Regions from separate parts of the Homo sapiens genome. Here all the other regions are linked to region 5. A link is a contact called in ENCODE Hi-C or POLR2A ChIA-PET data. All regions are on one chromosome and are shown on one strand. The core of a region is the stretch at or near the end of the contact, and the rest is flanking DNA. Distances in the headings are between cores, read along the strand shown.

Region 1 (3,332 bases), core at 833-3,332, 5.0 Mb after region 5:
TCTATAGCAATTAGTATAACAAGAGCTTTATTACTCTACTTTTCTTCACTCAAGATTAAGTAAAGGAAGAATACCTTTATAACAACTCCACCTTTAGATTAAAAAGGGAGGTTTAAAGATCAATATTAATAGAAATACTAATTCGATTTGCCTTCCTGCTCTCATAGATAGACTCATTTATTTATCCACCCAGTTAGTCAACAGATATTTAAATGCTTGATACAGGTGTGGTAGTGGCGCTATGAAGTCAAGTATTGTGCCAAACTTGTTTAATATAGTTGCTGCCTGGGCATCCATTTTTAGGCCTGATATAAGCTGTTTGAAACCCAGTTGTATCACGTCACCTGTGGCCTACTTAAAACTTCCCCTCCCTGTGATATAGAACACTTATTCCTCATTCCATGACCAAAAACCCAACAGCTGCTAACCATGATAAAACCCAATGGTCAACACCAGAGTCAAGTTCTCCCTTTGCTGGTGTTTTCTTTAAACTAGTCAATCCACAACCCCCTCTGGAAAGCCTAAGGGATAAAGCCTTTGGACCTTAACACAGCCCCACAGGTCCTCTCTCTTGCACCCCACCTGCTGGTTGGGAGTCCTGTTATCTCCAGACTTCCATCAGGCTTATTCTCTGGTGAATCTGTAAGTAATAAAATGCGCCTGTTATTTCACATGTTTTGTGTGCTGCCTCCTCTGGCGTCTCACCTGCACACCAGAACCTAGCTTTCCTCTCTGGGCCAGGGCTCTCCTGAAGAGTGGCTGTTCTGGCTTATGGCCACTCGTAAGAGAGAGACCTCGAGATCAAATTAGAAAGGAACGATAGCAATAAAAATTACAAGGAAGTATATTATGGCACCCACTTTTCAGTTAAGAAACCAACTAGCACAGGACCTAAATGCTAATTATAATAAAAGTAACAAAAGTGAAAGAATGCCTTCAATAAGACTAAACAAAAAGGAAAAGCAGAAAACATATTTTTATATGCTCTCAAGAAAACAGGTAAAAATAAAAATTGTAATACTACAACTAGATAACATTTCCAGTGTTTAAAAAGATTATTTTTTATTAATCATAAGCCACTGGATTAAGACTGAATTACTGATGATTATACACTTTAATGATCATTAATCTATTTAATCAGCAATTCATTCAATACATATTAAGCTTGTGTTACATTCCAGGAGCTGGGCACACACACACAACCCAAGCCAAAAGAAAAATGTTGCTGCTTGCATGGAGTTTACATTCCAGGGACCTAATACAATAGTGCTCTCCTCCAAATTCTCACTATACTTTCATGGTAAACCTCACCAGCAACAAGAGTACTAAATAAGGTAAGATATGCTTTAGGCCTGGAATTCTTCAACTTTGGCCTACTTCTGTATGAGGGCCTTAAGGCTCCTCTGCCATTAGTTGTGCAATCTTACATAAATTAACCATTTTAACGTCTTTTCCCCTTTGTAAAAAGGGAAATGGCAATAGTTGAGTTCTTCTGGGGACTAAATGACATAAGGTGTATCGATTGTTCAGCAATTAGTATTGCTTTGACCCTATGGTTCCAAAACATGCCTGCTCATCAGAATCACCCGAGGATCTTTAAAAACATTCCAAAGTCCGGTGCTCACCAGACCAATTAAATCCCAATCTCTGAGCGTGTCAGGACACGCTCCCCAGGTGGTTCCAAAGTGCAGACAAGTTTGAGAGCCACCACAGTTTGGATTATTGATGTGCCACAATAACACTTGCTAATCCATCTGTCTTTACCCCAGGTGGAACCAGGAAGCCTCCAGAGCTTAATGGAATTCAGATAATCGAGGTGCATACGCACCCTACGTCCCATCCTGTGACTTGAATCCCAATCTCTTCCGAAATTTTAAAGCAGGGAGGGATGGGACAGAGGCCTGACCTCTCCTGCATACTCATGGCCCTTGAGTATCTGCGATCTTTAGATATGTAGGGCGTTCTGACATTTCCACTTGCGGCGACAGCTGGGCCTGCCCGGGGGAAGCGCAGAGCGGGCAAGTCAGCCCTCCCGCAGGCGCTGGGACCGGGTGCGGAGGCCGCAGCCGAGCCGCGAGGGCAGATCGGCAGCCTCAGCTGCTGCCGTAGCTGTCGGGATCGTCCCCTGCGGGGCAGCAACAGCGGGGCTCCGACGGCTGAGGGGGGCGCCTTCTGCTTGCGCGCTCTGCGTCCCTCTCCGTGGTCTGCCCTTCGCCCCGCGACCCCGGCCGAGGGTGGGAGCAGCGCGGGGTCGCATCGGCCCGAGGCTAGCGGGGCTCGCCGTTCCGCCCGCAGCCATGGAGGCCGGGCCGCCGGGCAGCGCCAGGCCGGCGGAGCCGGGTCCTTGCCTGAGTGGTCAGCGCGGCGCGGACCACACGGCTTCCGCCTCCCTGCAGAGCGTGGCCGGGACCGAGCCCGGGCGCCACCCGCAAGCCGTGGCAGCTGTGTTGCCTGCCGGGGGGTGCGGGGAGAGGATGGGGGTCCCCACCCCGAAGCAATTCTGCCCCATCCTGGAGAGGCCGCTCATCAGCTACACCCTACAGGCCCTGGAGAGGTAATGCGGCGCCGGGCGCGCCCCGCGGTTCCCTGGGGCCCGGCCTCCCGCTCCCCGCCCTGCCGCTGCTCTAGCGCTAGCACCTTCACTTGGGGGACTGCCGGGCCGCGCTCAGTTATTCAAGCTTGAGCTCTGTTCCCTCCCGCATTTCAGAGATGGGAAGTTCTGGCCTTTAACAGATGGGCACGAAAGCTGCAGCTCCCCCACAGAGCCCTTTACGTCCCCAAGCAGATGAGGTTGTGGGGAAGGCCCGTCGTGTGGCGCCGATTAGAGAGTGCATGGGTTGGGACTAGGCGATTTGGGGTTCTAGCTGTGGGGCCTGAGGAGAAGCTGTGCGGATAGTCTCGCGGTCCTGGGGCTCTGCCTCCGCGCATGCGTGGATTGAGTTGTACGTGCACACTGAAGTTTCCAGGGCGTGTGTTCGTTTTTTTCATTCATTTACTGAGCACCTTCTGTGAGACAGGCTGCGCTAATTACTAGGTGCTGCAGGAGGGGAGAGGAGCAGAATTTAATAACCTTTCAATGGTGGAAAGGGCTTTAAGCCTGAATTTGAGGTCATACCCCCTTTATCTTAGAAAGGGCACTGAAGTTAACTAGTTGGGGAAATGAAGGAGACAGGGAATGGGATAAGGAGGACTAGGGGAACAGTCGTGAGGAGCTGAGGAAGTGAAATGAAGGGGTATGTTATAATATTAACTTACTTTGCTTTTAGCACTGAGTAATGAGGTGGAGCTTGGGGCGAGGGTGCAGGGGTGGGAAGCAGCGGCATTACAAATAT
Region 2 (3,359 bases), core at 2-2,501, 9.2 Mb before region 5:
CGTTTGGTGTTTACTACTAAGTCATGATCTCCGGGGTCCTACTGCAAGCTCTGGCTCTCCCTAATTGCATATGGGAATCATCTGAAATAATCTTTTCCTTGATATCTCTAAATTCTAAACTCTATGGCAGTGCCCTAGGAAAAGGAGGTCTATATTAAATCACCAAGTCCTTCAGCCCATGAAACCTTCCCTCACCTTCGGGAAAATCAAATGTCAAAATATTCCATACTAAGGATGGCTGACTTCACTCCGCAACACTTAGTTTCCCAGGTTTACGATCTGAGGGCTCACTGGTTCCAAACGGCCTTTTCAGAAGCCAGAAAAGATGACAAGAGCAAAGGATGATGAGTTCACAGCATTAATAGAAAAGTTCGACACCTCCCCACATCCACATTTCAATTCTATTTTCTCAGCCAATCATTCCGCTAAACTAAGCACTGAATGAAGGAAGATGTTAAGGGGGAAACACTATCAAAGCATCCTAAAGATTAAAGGGCCTGGCCGTAAGACGAAAGAACCGGCAGTTTTTCGGCTCATCATTGACCACTGAAAGAATTAGGAGGCTTTCCACCCAGGGTGCACAAAGAGTACAGCAGAGCCTGGAAAACTGAAGTTAAGGTTATTCAGTTAGGAGGCGAGGACAACCAAAGGGTCACAGATCCCAGCCCCACTGGAAATAGAGGAGACGCGGGCTGTGACAGAATGGGGAAGGGAGAACGGAGCCGGAGAGGGACGCAGGAAGTCGGAGGGGTTCCAGGGAGTCATCCAAAAAGAGAGGAGGACGGAGGTCCGCGGGAGAGGAGGTGGCTGACGCACGGGGGACTTGGGACCAAAGTGGGGGAGGCGAAGAAGACGCCAGAGGATGAAGGGAAAGAAAGGGGTAACCGAAGAGGAGGACAGTTCCCCGGGGAGGAGGGAAGGATGACCAGAAGAAGGCCCTGGGAGGAGAGCCGGAGGCTTAGCGGAGAGCGCAAAACACCGGTACCTGCTGGCGCACTGCTAGCCTCAGAGGTGCCAGCACCTCCTCAGCCCCCGCGCCGTCCATGCTGCTCCGGGAGGCGGCGGCGGGCAAGGAGATCGGGGGGCAGGAGGCCGCGCTGAGGGACCGGCGGAGCAGGAGCGAGGGTCGGGCTAAGAGCCGGGGCGGCAGCAGCAGCAGCAGAGCGGCGCGAGCACCTCTAAGCAGCACTGGACGCGGAGAGGGCATGAGCCTGCGGCCCTGGGCTGTCCAGAGAGGGTGGCGACGGAAGCGGCGCGCGCCGCCCGGCTCGGAGCATGATGAAATCGCCGCGTAAACGACGCGGCGCGCGTGCTGCCGCACATTCACCACCGCGTGACGCGGCGCCGGGTCGCCGCCGCAGATTCGACACAAAACCCGGAAGGACCCCGCCGAAGGTTTTCTCCGGTTCGGGAGAGAGGTAGGTAGGGTTGCGAGCGAACAGATTTGCACAGAAGTGCGTCAAGCCACCCCAGCAGGGTGGATGTTCAGGGACACAGCTCTGAGCGAGACCTGCAGGCCGAGACACACGAGAACCTTCAAAGCATAGGTTTTTATACGAGTGACACCCCGGCCGACCTACTTGAACGGACACTTCTGTTTCTGTTCTTTCGCGCCCTGCGCCTTAAAAGGGTCGCAAAACATCAAATCAGATAGGGATCTTAGACTTCTGTTGCTCAAGTGCAGATGTTCCCCAGATAAGGAAATAGGCCCAGAGAGGTTAATGATTTGCCCAGAGTCACACATTCTTGGTCCGCCGATGTCAAGACAAAAGCTGGCGAACGGGGGAGGAGGAGTGAGGGGATAGAGTCACCCCAGGCTTTCTGGAGAAGGTAAATTCCAATCTGCCCTTGCGGGGCGAGCAGGATTTGAACCGGCAGAGATGAGGAAAGGCAAGAGGTGCCTGATAAGTCTTTCTGCTTGGCATAGCCTCAGTCTATCTGCCTCCTGTGGTTAGGCCCCAGCTGACCAACCACCCAGAGATGGCTTCCCCCCGCCCCACACACCCAGTTCCTCCTGCCCAAAGGGTGGAGGGCCTAGAAAAGCTGGGTTCCCCCTCCAGGAAAGGAAGAGAAAAATGATGTGTTGGTTATAAAAACAGCATTGCGCACACCTGCAAAAATGGCTAAAATGAAAATGATGGAAAATGCCAAGTGACCCTCTGAGACTCCCCTACACTGCTCAGGGGAGTGTTAACTGGTGCAGCCAGCCACTTGGGAGCTCTTCGGCAGTATGCACGTACGTCTCCCTGTGACCCACAATCCCACCCCAGGAGTGTGCAGGAGTAGACGGGCTCAGTATAATGAAGTCTCCTTTCCTAATGGTGTGAAAGTCCATGTTATTTCTCTTCCCGTTCCAGTGTGCAGTTCTGGAGAAGTACTTACAATTCAACATGAGCAGGGTGGGTTGCTTAAGAACCTTCTGCAATATTGAACAATTATATTTTTAAACACTTTTATTTCAAGATTTGATATTAATTATAATTTATTTGGCTTTTATTTTACTAGGCAATTTTGAATTTATTTTAATATCTTTAAATGTGAAAAATCATTTTAAGTTTTACTTTTATTTTTATTTAGATTTTTATTAAAATGTTGAAATTCTATATCCTTTGAATAAAACTATTTTATTTCTAAAAAATTCCTTAGATCAATAATGTCTCATCCATTTTCATGTTAGGACAGTCCTGAAAGGACTCCAAATCCGTTCTTCCCTCCTCCCCGACCAATTCATCCTCCCCACTGCTGCTTCAGTCATTCTTTCTTTCTTTTTTCTTTTTCTTTTTTTTTCCAGACGGAGTCTCGCTCTTTCACCCAGGCTGGAGTGCAGTGGCGTGATCTTGGCTCACTGCAACCTCCGCCTCCCGGGTTCAGGCGATTCTCCTGCCTCAGCCTCCTGAGTAGCTGGGATTACAGGCGTGCGCCACCACACCCAGCTAATTTTTTTATTTTTAGTAGAGACGAGGTTTCACCATGTTGGTCATGCTGGTCTCGAACTCCTGACCTCGTGATCCGCCCGCCTCAGCCTTCCAAAGTGCTGGGATTACAGGTGTGAGCCACTGCACTCGGCCCAGTCATTATTTCTGAAAGGCAAATCTGACTGTGTCCCTTCTCTTCTCAGGACACTTCAGTAGGCTCTTCATGGCCCTTGGAAGAATTTCCCAAACAGTTTTCTTTTGAAAACTGTGTCTGCACAATAATGATAATAGTTTATGTTTGTTGAGCACTCACTATGTACCAGTTAGTTCTAATTTATCTCATGGAATTTATTCACCAATTTAGTGAGATAGGTTCTATAGTTATTCAGAATTTTCACATGTGGGATTCAAGGGACTGAGATATCAAACAGCTTGTCCATGGTC
Region 3 (2,986 bases), core at 373-2,872, 6.2 Mb before region 5:
GAAACCTGTAGGCCCACATTTGTTGCCTGCAGGAGATCTATTCCAGCTAAAACCTGACGAAACCAGGAAGAGAGGCACAGGTGGGAAATGCTCCAGAAACTAATTTACCCCTAGTAGGGGTGGGGACCCAAATCTAGGAGAAGGTCTAATTGTTGAAATGAGTTTTTTCTCCCTCCCTCCCTTCGTCCCTTTCCTTCCTTCTTTTCATTTAGTGTTGGGTAGAGGGTTGGGGTGGAGTGATGGTCAAAGAAGGGCATTAACTTCCTCCCAGTTACAGATAGGGACCTTGCACTCTGTACAAGTTTTTAAGTTTTTGGAAACGTTGCCAGCATGCCCAGAAACATGAAAAGAGCCCAGATGGAAATGATCCAATTCCTTTGCTTTCAACTCCATGGGTTACTGAGTTGAAAAAAAGGTCAAAGTCAAATTTTGTTGATTGTGCTACTTAGATTGGGGTTCGCATTTCCCTAGCTACTCCATACACATTCTCTTTCCTGCTGTATTGCCATTCTCCAAAGGCTATAGTCTTGCTTTGGTGTGGTCATGGCTTCCAACCCTTTGGTGGAGTCAGTGGAGATGAGAAGGCCTGCAATTACCCCCAAGGGGTTTACAGACTCAAATATGTACACTAAGCATTGACAGAAGAATGACTAAATGTCTGTCTCTCTGCACCGCGCAGTGGCTCACGCCTGTAATAACCAGCACTTTGGGAGGCCGAGGCGGGCGGATCACTTGACGCCAGGAGTTTGAGACCAGCCTAGGCAAAATGGCGACACCCCGCCTCTACTCAAAGTGCCAAAAAAATTAGCCGGGTGTGGTGGCGCACGCAGGCCTATAGTCCCACCTCACCTACTCCGGAGGCTGAAGCAGGAGAATCACTTGAACCCGGGAGGCGGAGATTGCAGTGAGCCGAGATCGCGCCACTGCACTCCAGCCTGGGTGACAGAGAGACTCCGTCTCCAAAAAAAAAAAAGGTCTTTCTAATACACATACATATACTACTACTTTCTGGATTTTATATTTAGTTTTGCTTACAAAATGGATTTAGGGTGTAGAATTTTCAAAGATTAGAGAAATATGCCTTGAAATAGAAAGTGCAAGTTTCTAGTAACTCTTCCCTTCAAAGATAATGTTACCAACTTCTTTTCCTACTATTTTTAGTATTGAGAAACTGTTGTGTTAAGTAAAATCAAATGAATTTAAAAGTTATTACACACATGGTAGCTTTCTGAGTGTTTTTCAAGCTGCGAGTCAGTTTTGTCCTTTTTAACACGCAGCGGTTGTGGGGACAAGGTTTCCGAGGAGGCGGGAGCGAGCGACGGCCCCCGCCTCCCACACGCCCTCTGCTTTGGTAAACAAGGAGACTCCCGCCCGCAGGCTGTAAATGAGGCACGAGCTTGGGGGCAGCGCCAGGGCGCCTGGCGTCACTGTTCAAAAAGGCCTCTTATTGGTCCTTCGCACAGCTGCGGACCTGGGAATTCTGATTGGTCTGCTTCCCTGTCCGTAAAGGGATTGACAGGCCCTGCCGCGTCAGGCCGCTCCTCTCGGCTCCGCGCTCCTTCCCTCGCGCGTGGGCACCCGCCCCCGAGCGGTGAGAGCGCGTGCGCGCGCGCCCTTCTCCGTGGGCGAGCCAGCCAGTCCCGCTGCACACGCTCGCAGTCTGTGGGCCCTCCGGGAGGCGGCGGAGGTCACCGCGGGGAGAGGGGCGGGCGCAGCATGGCAGCCTCCTTACGGCTCCTCGGAGCTGCCTCCGGTCTCCGGTACTGGAGCCGGCGGCTGCGGCCGGCAGCCGGCAGCTTTGCAGCGGGTAAGGACCTCACGCCTCCTCCCCCTTGTCCTTCTTTCGGCCGCTCGCTTCTTCTGTCCAGACGGCCGAAGAAGTCTTTTCTCGGGAGGCCCTGCGGTTGGGCTGGGGCTTAAAAAACAATATTTTGGCTGGTACTAAAGGCCTGTCCTTTTCTGCGGCCGCCACTCACTCCGCGAGTACCCCCCTCTGCCTTCCCTCCCTTTCTCCCGGGCTCCTGATGAACGGGTTCAGCGCCCTTTTCGGGATTTAGGAAGAGGTGGGGAAGAGCTTGGGCTGAAGAGAAGAGAGTATTTGGGACCCCGGCATGCTGCTTTGGAGTTAGGACTCCGAGGACGTTTGGAGCGCCCAACTCCAGGAGCAACCCGCACTCACCCCAGCGACCCCTGGTCTTTCAGCGCCCCCAGGGTGCACCTTGGGTTGGGGACACACTTGGGCAGCAGGGCCTGATGTTTAACCACCTGAGTCCGAGGGGATGGCCTTATTACACAAGCGGTGGCTGTACAAGCCAGGCAGTAAGTCTTTCAGCAAAGTTTCAGTCACCCTTGACCAGCAAGACGGGCTTCCCCCCTCTACTGTAACCTAAAAAAATGTCATTTTTGTCAAATTATGAACCAAAACACGTTCAGCGTCCTCAAGATTGTGGGCAGAATTAATCCTGCCTCCCTCCTCTCATACCATGGTAAATTGTGGAAGCTAGCCATGAACTTACAAAGAGGCAGTTTTTAGAGCCAGGATGAAGATCCACGGAGATCTAATACAGTCTTTCATACTCCGCACGAGGGACATGAGGCCCCTTGGATGAGTGAATCAGGATATTCCCAGCAAGACCTAGAAAGTTGTTATCAGTTGTTCCTAATTCCTTAACTTTCTATCACACCAGGACTCCTCTTTAATTGAAAAATTGGTTGATTTGTGGGGGCACTGCCGTTGTCTTCCTCAAACTGAAAGTTTGAGAGTTGTAACAATGCATCGTTTAGCAAGATCATACTGAGGATTAATAACAAAAAAAACCTTGGCATTAATTTTTTCTAATCTTTGCTTAAAAAAAAAATAGTGGGTTAGGATTTGAGCCCCTTGGCCCCCCGCCCTTTTTTTTTTTTTTTTTTTTTTTTGAGACAGGGTCTCTGTCGCCCAGGCTGGAGTGCAGTGGCCCAGTCACACTGCTCACTGCAGTCTCGA
Region 4 (3,061 bases), core at 278-2,777, 5.4 Mb before region 5:
CGTTTCTTTACCAGCAATAAGCCTCCTTCGCTTTCTTATCATTCGTGTGTTCACTGGAGTAGCATTTTTACTTTCCTTCAAGGACTTTTCCCTTGCATTCACTACCTGGCTGTTTGGTGCAAGAGCCCTAGCTTTTGGTCTGTCTCGGCTTTCAATATGCCTTCCTCACTAAGCTTAATCATTTCTAGCTTTTGATTTAAAGTAAGCTTTTGATTTAAAGTAAAATGATTCTTTTACTGGAACACTCAGAGGCCATCGTAGGGTTATTAATTGGCTTAATGTCAATATTGTTGTGTCTCAAGGAATGGGGAGGCCCAAGAGAGGGAGAGATATGGAGGAAGGTATAGGGTTGGTAGAGCAGTCAGAACACACACATTTATGGATTACAGTCGCTGTCTTATATGGGTGCTGTTTGTGATGTCCCAAAGTAATTATAATAGTAACTTCAAAGATCACCATAACATATACAATAATAATGAAAAAGTTTGAAATATTGTTAGAATCACCAAAATGTGACAGAGACATGAACTGAGCACATGCTTTTGGAAAAATGGCGCCCACAGATTTGCTTGATGCAGGGTTGCCACAAACCTTCAATTTGTTAAAAAATGCAATATCTGGGAAGCACAAAGATGTATGCCTGTTAAAGGTTTTAAAGAAGCCATTTTTTTTAAAAGAGAAAACTTTTAAGAAGCTTTACAGATAGAAGACAGTAAGTATTTGTTGACTAAATGGTCAAGTTGGAGTGAGCAGATTTTATAATTTTATTCTACTAACCACCACCAGCAATTTTATTTTTGATGCTTGTAGATGGACAGTGGTGCCAATGTCTATTCGGCCTTCTGTTTTTTTGTTTTGTTTTGTTTGTTTTTTCCTGCCAAAGGACGGTGCTTAGAACTTCCCAGTCTTCCTTGTAGTGGGGAAAATCTGTCACCCCAAGGATACGAATTAGGTAGAAAAGTAATGTAAGAGCCAATCACAACGCGCGCTCCGGAGCGGCTCCAGACTGGCTTCGCCCGGACGACTGGCGGAAGACGAGACTTCGTTACCTCCGTTCAATCGGACAAAGAAGGCCATAATAGTTTAGGACAAGAGAAAATTCCTTGTGGGTTAAACTGCGGTGGGACTGACTGTTACGCAGAAGGCGTAATCGCAAAACTTGTATACACTCTGTATCATGGATACATTATTTTCTGGAATCCTGCAGAAACGATCAGCAGTTGTGATGGCACCAGTACCGAAAATGGCTGTAAGGCGCTCCGGACGCTGGATCAGGTGACGCAGCATCAGGTGACGCAGCCTCAGTCCGCCCCCTTCCCACCAGTGGCTCCTCCTCCTGCTTCCCGGCGTAGCGGTGGGCGTGGCTTGCCCACAGGCTCTTTCTTCTGGGGCCGGGAAAACCGAGGAATACACATGCGCAGTTGGACCCCTCAGGCCCTTCGTGTCCCTTCCCACCCATCTCCCCGCCCCGGCCCTCTGGGCGGGGCTGGGCCGACAGTCCAGCTGCAGCTCGCTGGAGATTCAGTGACTTCCTTGTTGTGAGCCCCGGCCCGGCAGTGTCCCGACTCGTAGCCCCGCTGTTCTTAATCCGGGCCGCTAGCCTGAGTCTAGGTCGCAGCCGCAGCCCCACCCCGTCGGTCACCTTTTCAGCGCAGGTCCTTTCCCCGCACGCCCTGCGCTCCCTAACATGCCCAACCCCAGCAGCACCTCCTCTCCCTACCCCCTCCCTGAGGAAATTAGGAACCTGTTGGCAGGTAAAGAGCGGGAAGGCGGCGATAATGCTGTCGGGGCGGGGGCGAGGGAACGGTGAGCCGGTGGGGACAGAAGCATTCAGAGCCCTTATCCTCCCTCCCCGCGCTTCCCACGTCTTCTAGCCAGTGGGGTCGGCACAGGGAGGAGAGGAGAGGGGTTGTTTTGTCTCAGAAAGGGAGTGGACGTGTGTGTTGAAATTTGGTGCGGGGATGGTGGCGAAGCCCTTTTTGGTGATCTACACAAATGGGATCAGGACGTTTCTATGTGCATTGTGAAGACGGTGTGTGTGTGTGTGTGTGTGTGTGTGTGACAGAAGGGCGGGGGAGGAAGAGTGGAAGAGGGAGAGAGAATGATAATGATAATGAATGCTGCGTGAGCAAGCAGAAGGGAGCAGAAGTCAAATAAGTAGTTCTTGGGTGGTCTGGCCAATGGAGGTAGAGGATGTAGAGATGCAAAGAGCTGTCAGAGCCACAGGTGTTAGGGGTTATGGGGTGAAAGAGTTTGTCATTTCTAAAACTCCCGTTTTTCTTAAACATTCAGCTCACTCACGTTTAAGACTTTTGAAGAAGGTCTGGTTCTCAAATGGCCACTTGTCCCCAGCCTCAGTAATATATTAAAGCAAAAAAGGAAGGATATGTTAAAGTTCTACTTCCTGTGTGACACGATGAAAGTACTTCATCTTTGTACCCTTATCTTCCCTTTTTCAGTTTTACATTACCATTTATAGGAACTTATTTTAGGAGCTAAAAACGTGGTTCTTCAGTAGCATTATGAATCCACTACTAGTTCATTAATTTACTGGATACGGAGGTGTGTATGTTCACTAAGAACCAATAATTTATATTTCTGTACAAGGTAGAAAATATATGTTTTTAAGGTAGCACAAATCTTACCTATCTCAATGTTCTGGAATTTCAACCATCATTTATTTTGTCTTGTGTACGTCAGAATTCTGGAAACTGAATTTTGATTTTTAGTTTTAGATGTCTATAAAATATTTATCTCTCAGTATTGCTTATGAATAACTAGATTACAGATTGCTTATTCTAGCTCTTAAAAAGCAATGTCATCTAAAATGTGACATTTGATGACACATTTTATATGTTACTCCTATAGCAATGTGAGTCCAAATCTCCTAATATTCTGTCATTCAATTTTGGTGCTTGGCATTATTAATATGGTAGTGTAATATTAAGTGTATGAATGTAGACTTATGTTTGTATGATTATGGTACAGTATGTTGAATGCATTTGTGGTGGGATAGTCTTTCACTCTAAGAAATGCTTGTTGTCATTAACGGGTACCACTA
Region 5 (2,966 bases), core at 201-2,700:
TAGAGGCTGGTTGAGAAACGTTATTCTCTTTTGAAGCAGGAGGAGTGGAGGCAACAAGTTGCCAAGCGTTTCCAGCAAGTTGCGTTGTTACCAGTTCTAGCTGTTGTGGTTGATTTTGAAGTTGCACCAATCCTTGACTTGGATCTATAATAATTTGTTGTTGTCCAGTTGCTTGATTTTCACCAGGAGTCCCTATTTTGCTGCAAGTAGCTGCCAGTAAAGCCAGAGGAGAGGGCTGAGAGTCCTACCCAAAATGGGACGGTAAAGGAGAGGGGGGGGGGAAAAAAAGTGGGCGGATTTAGTGGAGGCCAGTAGTTGCCAGGGGGTTACTTATTTTGACAGCTCTACATAACAATTTAGGAAGCAGCAGAAATCAAAAAGAAATACGAACAAAAGTAGATAAGAACTATATGAATAAGGAAGCAAGTCCTATAATATCAAGTTTAAATAAAAGGAAATTTCTTTACAACTTTGTAAAGTGTTATGTTCCTAAACTCAAAATGCCCTTGGGAACACACACACCGTTTTCTTATAGTCTGAATTCCTGATGTAATTTTAAACAGCGTTATACCCTCAAAGAGGTGAAAACTTGATGAATTTACAATTTAAGTTCCACACTCTCAGAAAGATGCTTTGAGTGGATAAACATTTTATTCTGTTACTTCTGGACATTCAAAGGGCATAACTCCCTCTCTCTCCTAATGTGTCGTGATGAATTTTTTTAATTTGTTTGCTTTTACCTGGGAGCCTGAGGTTTTGGGTTTTTTATTGTTATTCTCTGGCTCAGAGGTTTTCCCTCCTTCTGTAGCCATCGCCGCTGCCGCTGCCGCCTCCTCCTCCTCCTCCTTCTTCTGATCTGCAACAAACCCCCCCACCACACACACACGACAACAGGTTATTAGGATTATTATTATTCGTCTTCTTCCTCTCCTCTTCTCCCCCCTCCCCCCGAACATTAATCTCCATAAACCCGCGATCCACGCACACCGGCAGGGGGTGGGGGAGAAGGAGGGAAGGGAGGAGGGGGATATCACAAAACGTGGTTTGAAACCCGACCCATCGGCTCCAGAGCAACACCCAGAAGGAGGTTGTTCTCTCTCAGACATTAAGACAAAACACAACCCTCCTTCCCTCCCCGATTCCCTCCCGCCCTCTCCTCCTCCCCTTAAAGCATCTCAGCGGCCCCGGGGGAGGGGGGAGAACCGAGCAGGGTCTGGGGAGGGAGGGAGAGAGGGAGGCGGCGAAGGAGACTGAGGGGGGTGGAGAATACGTACCGCTCATCCCGCATTAACAGGACAAACCCTCAGACGGAGACACTGGGATAGAGGTGGGTGGGGGTGGGGGCGAGGCGGGAGGAGAGGCCGGTCCCGCCCGCCCGCGGTGGCTCGGAGGAGGCTGTAGCTGGCACAGGCTCTGCCTCTTTTTCCGCGAATGGCCGCCGCTGGGCTGTGGCGTAGCAGCTCCTCTCTCCGCCCGAGCCCGGCTGACTCGCCCTTGATTGACAGCGGCGGCGCGCGGCGCGGGCGGCGGCGCGGGTCGGGGGCGGGGCCAGGGCGGTGCGAGCCTGGCCGACTCCCCACCCCCCTCGGCCTCTCTCCGCCGGAGCCTCCGACTCTCCACCCCTTCCCCCAGCGGATTGGCCGCCGACCTGCCGGGGGCCGGGGCGCTGGGGCCGCCTCCTCTCCACCCCCTTTCTCGGGGTTATTCCTTTAGCAGCTCTTCTCCTCCTCCCTGGCTCCTCTGGCGCTCTTTCTCTCGGCGTTCTAGCTCAGGAGCGCTGCCGGTAGGCCCTCCATACAGCCAAACTTGTTGTCTCAGGATATCCCGCCCCCTACTCATTTCCCAGCGCCCTCCACTCAAAAACCCCCTCCAGCAATCCCTCCAATTGCCACTAAAGAAAAAAGTAGGGCCCTTGATCCAGGCAAGCGAGAGCGGCGGACGTGGGCGCGCGCGGACCACCAACAGGTCGGCGCGCTGGGTGAACTGCCCGCTGCCCCCGCGCAGGGAGCATGGCTTTCCTGAGGCGCATCCGGACCCGGGCGCCCTTTTTCCCTGGCTCTGTCTCCATTGGCTGAGCCCAGGGTGACGCGCGCTGAGTGGTGGGAGAAAGGGGGTGGGGCACTACCGCGAAGGCTGTCGGTACTCGTAGTTTCCGGCGGTCGCGGTGCCTTCTTCGAGGCACCGCCTCTCTCCCGCCCCCGACCGAGGCCTGGCTGCCGAGCGGAAAGCTGCCCGAGGGGGCGGTGGCGGCAGGGCGTGGCCGGGGCCGAGTGGGAGTTGAACTGAGCGAGGAGGAGGGGGAATGGGTGTTGTTTGCCTGGGCCTATCCGCCGCGCGGGGCTGCCCAAACCACCTCTGCCGCCGCCTCCTCGGCTCCAAGCCGCTCCCCGCGGGGCGAGCTCACACCCGGAGCGCTCGGCGATTGAGCGGGCGGCGGCGTGGGGAGGCGGGGTTTGCTGTCCTCGGGGTTTGAATGAACCCGGCTTCTTGAAGCAGCGCCCTCGCCTTGCCTTTCTTTGCTCACCTTCCCCTCAGGCCCCCTGCTTTGAGTCCGAGGCCTGTTTTCTCACGGAGAAGGATCTTCCATTTTTATTTGTTGTCTCTCTGGCTGGCAGCTGGTGCAGAGCAGTGACCCGCCTTCTAAGAAGGGTTGCATCGCGTTTTGCCTAAAAGCCTAAGTGGTTGGCGGAGTTCTAAGCCTTATCTGACAAGAGTCTCCGGGCGAAGAAAAGCCCAGCTCCATAAGGGTCAGCCCCGCTTACGGTGTAGCGTAAGCAAGCGTAAGGGCAAGTGGAATTAACATCTGGCTGCACAAAGCATCTTACTGTCAAATGCACTTGAGCAGTGTCCTGCCTCAGCTTTCCTACAAAGTCCTGAAGTCAGGATGATGCCATGGAACGTAATCAGCGCCTGATTAACTGTACCAAAGGTGGAAGTGACCCCACATGTAAATACTGGCCTTGGGA

What was found. Hi-C counts contacts between places; a loop is a spot of excess contacts on that map. ChIA-PET counts read pairs that join two places held with the same protein, here RNA polymerase II (POLR2A). Pooled maps may share reads with other maps.
Region 1: a map of naive thymus-derived CD4-positive, alpha-beta T cell shows a loop between it and region 5 (9-fold over the local background). The contact joins the promoter of CRPPA here to the promoter of SP4 in region 5. A Hi-C loop is called at or near these places in 1 of 168 maps with a recorded cell type or tissue (naive thymus-derived CD4-positive, alpha-beta T cell) and 9 of 50 pooled maps. POLR2A ChIA-PET finds 5 or more read pairs at or near these places in 1 of 52 experiments (CD4-positive, alpha-beta T cell).
Region 2: a map of naive thymus-derived CD4-positive, alpha-beta T cell shows a loop between it and region 5 (22-fold over the local background). The contact joins the promoter of GARS1 here to the promoter of SP4 in region 5. A Hi-C loop is called at or near these places in 1 of 168 maps with a recorded cell type or tissue (naive thymus-derived CD4-positive, alpha-beta T cell) and 4 of 50 pooled maps. POLR2A ChIA-PET finds 5 or more read pairs at or near these places in 1 of 52 experiments (A673).
Region 3: a loop to region 5 is called in a map of CD4-positive, alpha-beta T cell, with 7 times the contacts of the local background. The contact joins the promoter of HIBADH here to the promoter of SP4 in region 5. A Hi-C loop is called at or near these places in 3 of 168 maps with a recorded cell type or tissue (CD4-positive, alpha-beta T cell, CD4-positive, alpha-beta memory T cell and naive thymus-derived CD4-positive, alpha-beta T cell), 1 of 37 single-sample maps with no recorded cell type and 13 of 50 pooled maps.
Region 4: a map of B cell shows a loop between it and region 5 (23-fold over the local background). The contact joins the promoter of SKAP2 here to the promoter of SP4 in region 5. A Hi-C loop is called at or near these places in 1 of 168 maps with a recorded cell type or tissue (B cell), 2 of 37 single-sample maps with no recorded cell type and 11 of 50 pooled maps. POLR2A ChIA-PET finds 5 or more read pairs at or near these places in 1 of 52 experiments (AG04450).

The regions. Positions count from the first base shown.
Region 1 is chr7:16,420,288-16,423,619 of GRCh38, reverse strand. It overlaps CRPPA (CDP-L-ribitol pyrophosphorylase A), which reads left to right and starts at 2,082. Exons shown (of 10, transcript NM_001101426.4): 1 at 2,082-2,554. The coding sequence starts at 2,298. It overlaps LOC105375168 (a long non-coding RNA gene), which reads right to left and starts at 2,934. Exons shown (of 5, transcript XR_007060223.1): 1 at 2,638-2,934; 2 at 583-640. RefSeq lists silencers at 2,272-2,411, 2,432-2,491.
Region 2 is chr7:30,592,770-30,596,128 of GRCh38, reverse strand. It overlaps GARS1 (glycyl-tRNA synthetase 1), which reads right to left and starts at 1,251. Exons shown (of 17, transcript NM_002047.4): 1 at 986-1,251. The coding sequence starts at 1,207. RefSeq lists a silencer at 1-59 and enhancers at 1-568, 569-1,182, 1,203-1,552, 1,183-1,796.
Region 3 is chr7:27,661,519-27,664,504 of GRCh38, reverse strand. It overlaps HIBADH (3-hydroxyisobutyrate dehydrogenase), which reads left to right and starts at 1,622. Exons shown (of 8, transcript NM_152740.4): 1 at 1,622-1,807. The coding sequence starts at 1,717. All of the region lies in intron 2 of LOC105375211 (a long non-coding RNA gene), which reads right to left. RefSeq lists a silencer at 1,433-1,852 and an enhancer at 1,068-1,885.
Region 4 is chr7:26,863,056-26,866,116 of GRCh38, reverse strand. SKAP2 (src kinase associated phosphoprotein 2) reads left to right here and starts at 1,527. Exons shown (of 13, transcript NM_003930.5): 1 at 1,527-1,754. The coding sequence starts at 1,688. RefSeq lists an enhancer at 960-1,289.
Region 5 is chr7:21,426,567-21,429,532 of GRCh38, reverse strand. It overlaps SP4 (Sp4 transcription factor), which reads right to left and starts at 1,450. Exons shown (of 6, transcript NM_003112.5): 1 at 1,275-1,450; 2 at 741-856; 3 at 1-244. The coding sequence starts at 1,281. RefSeq lists silencers at 1,157-1,746, 2,127-2,516.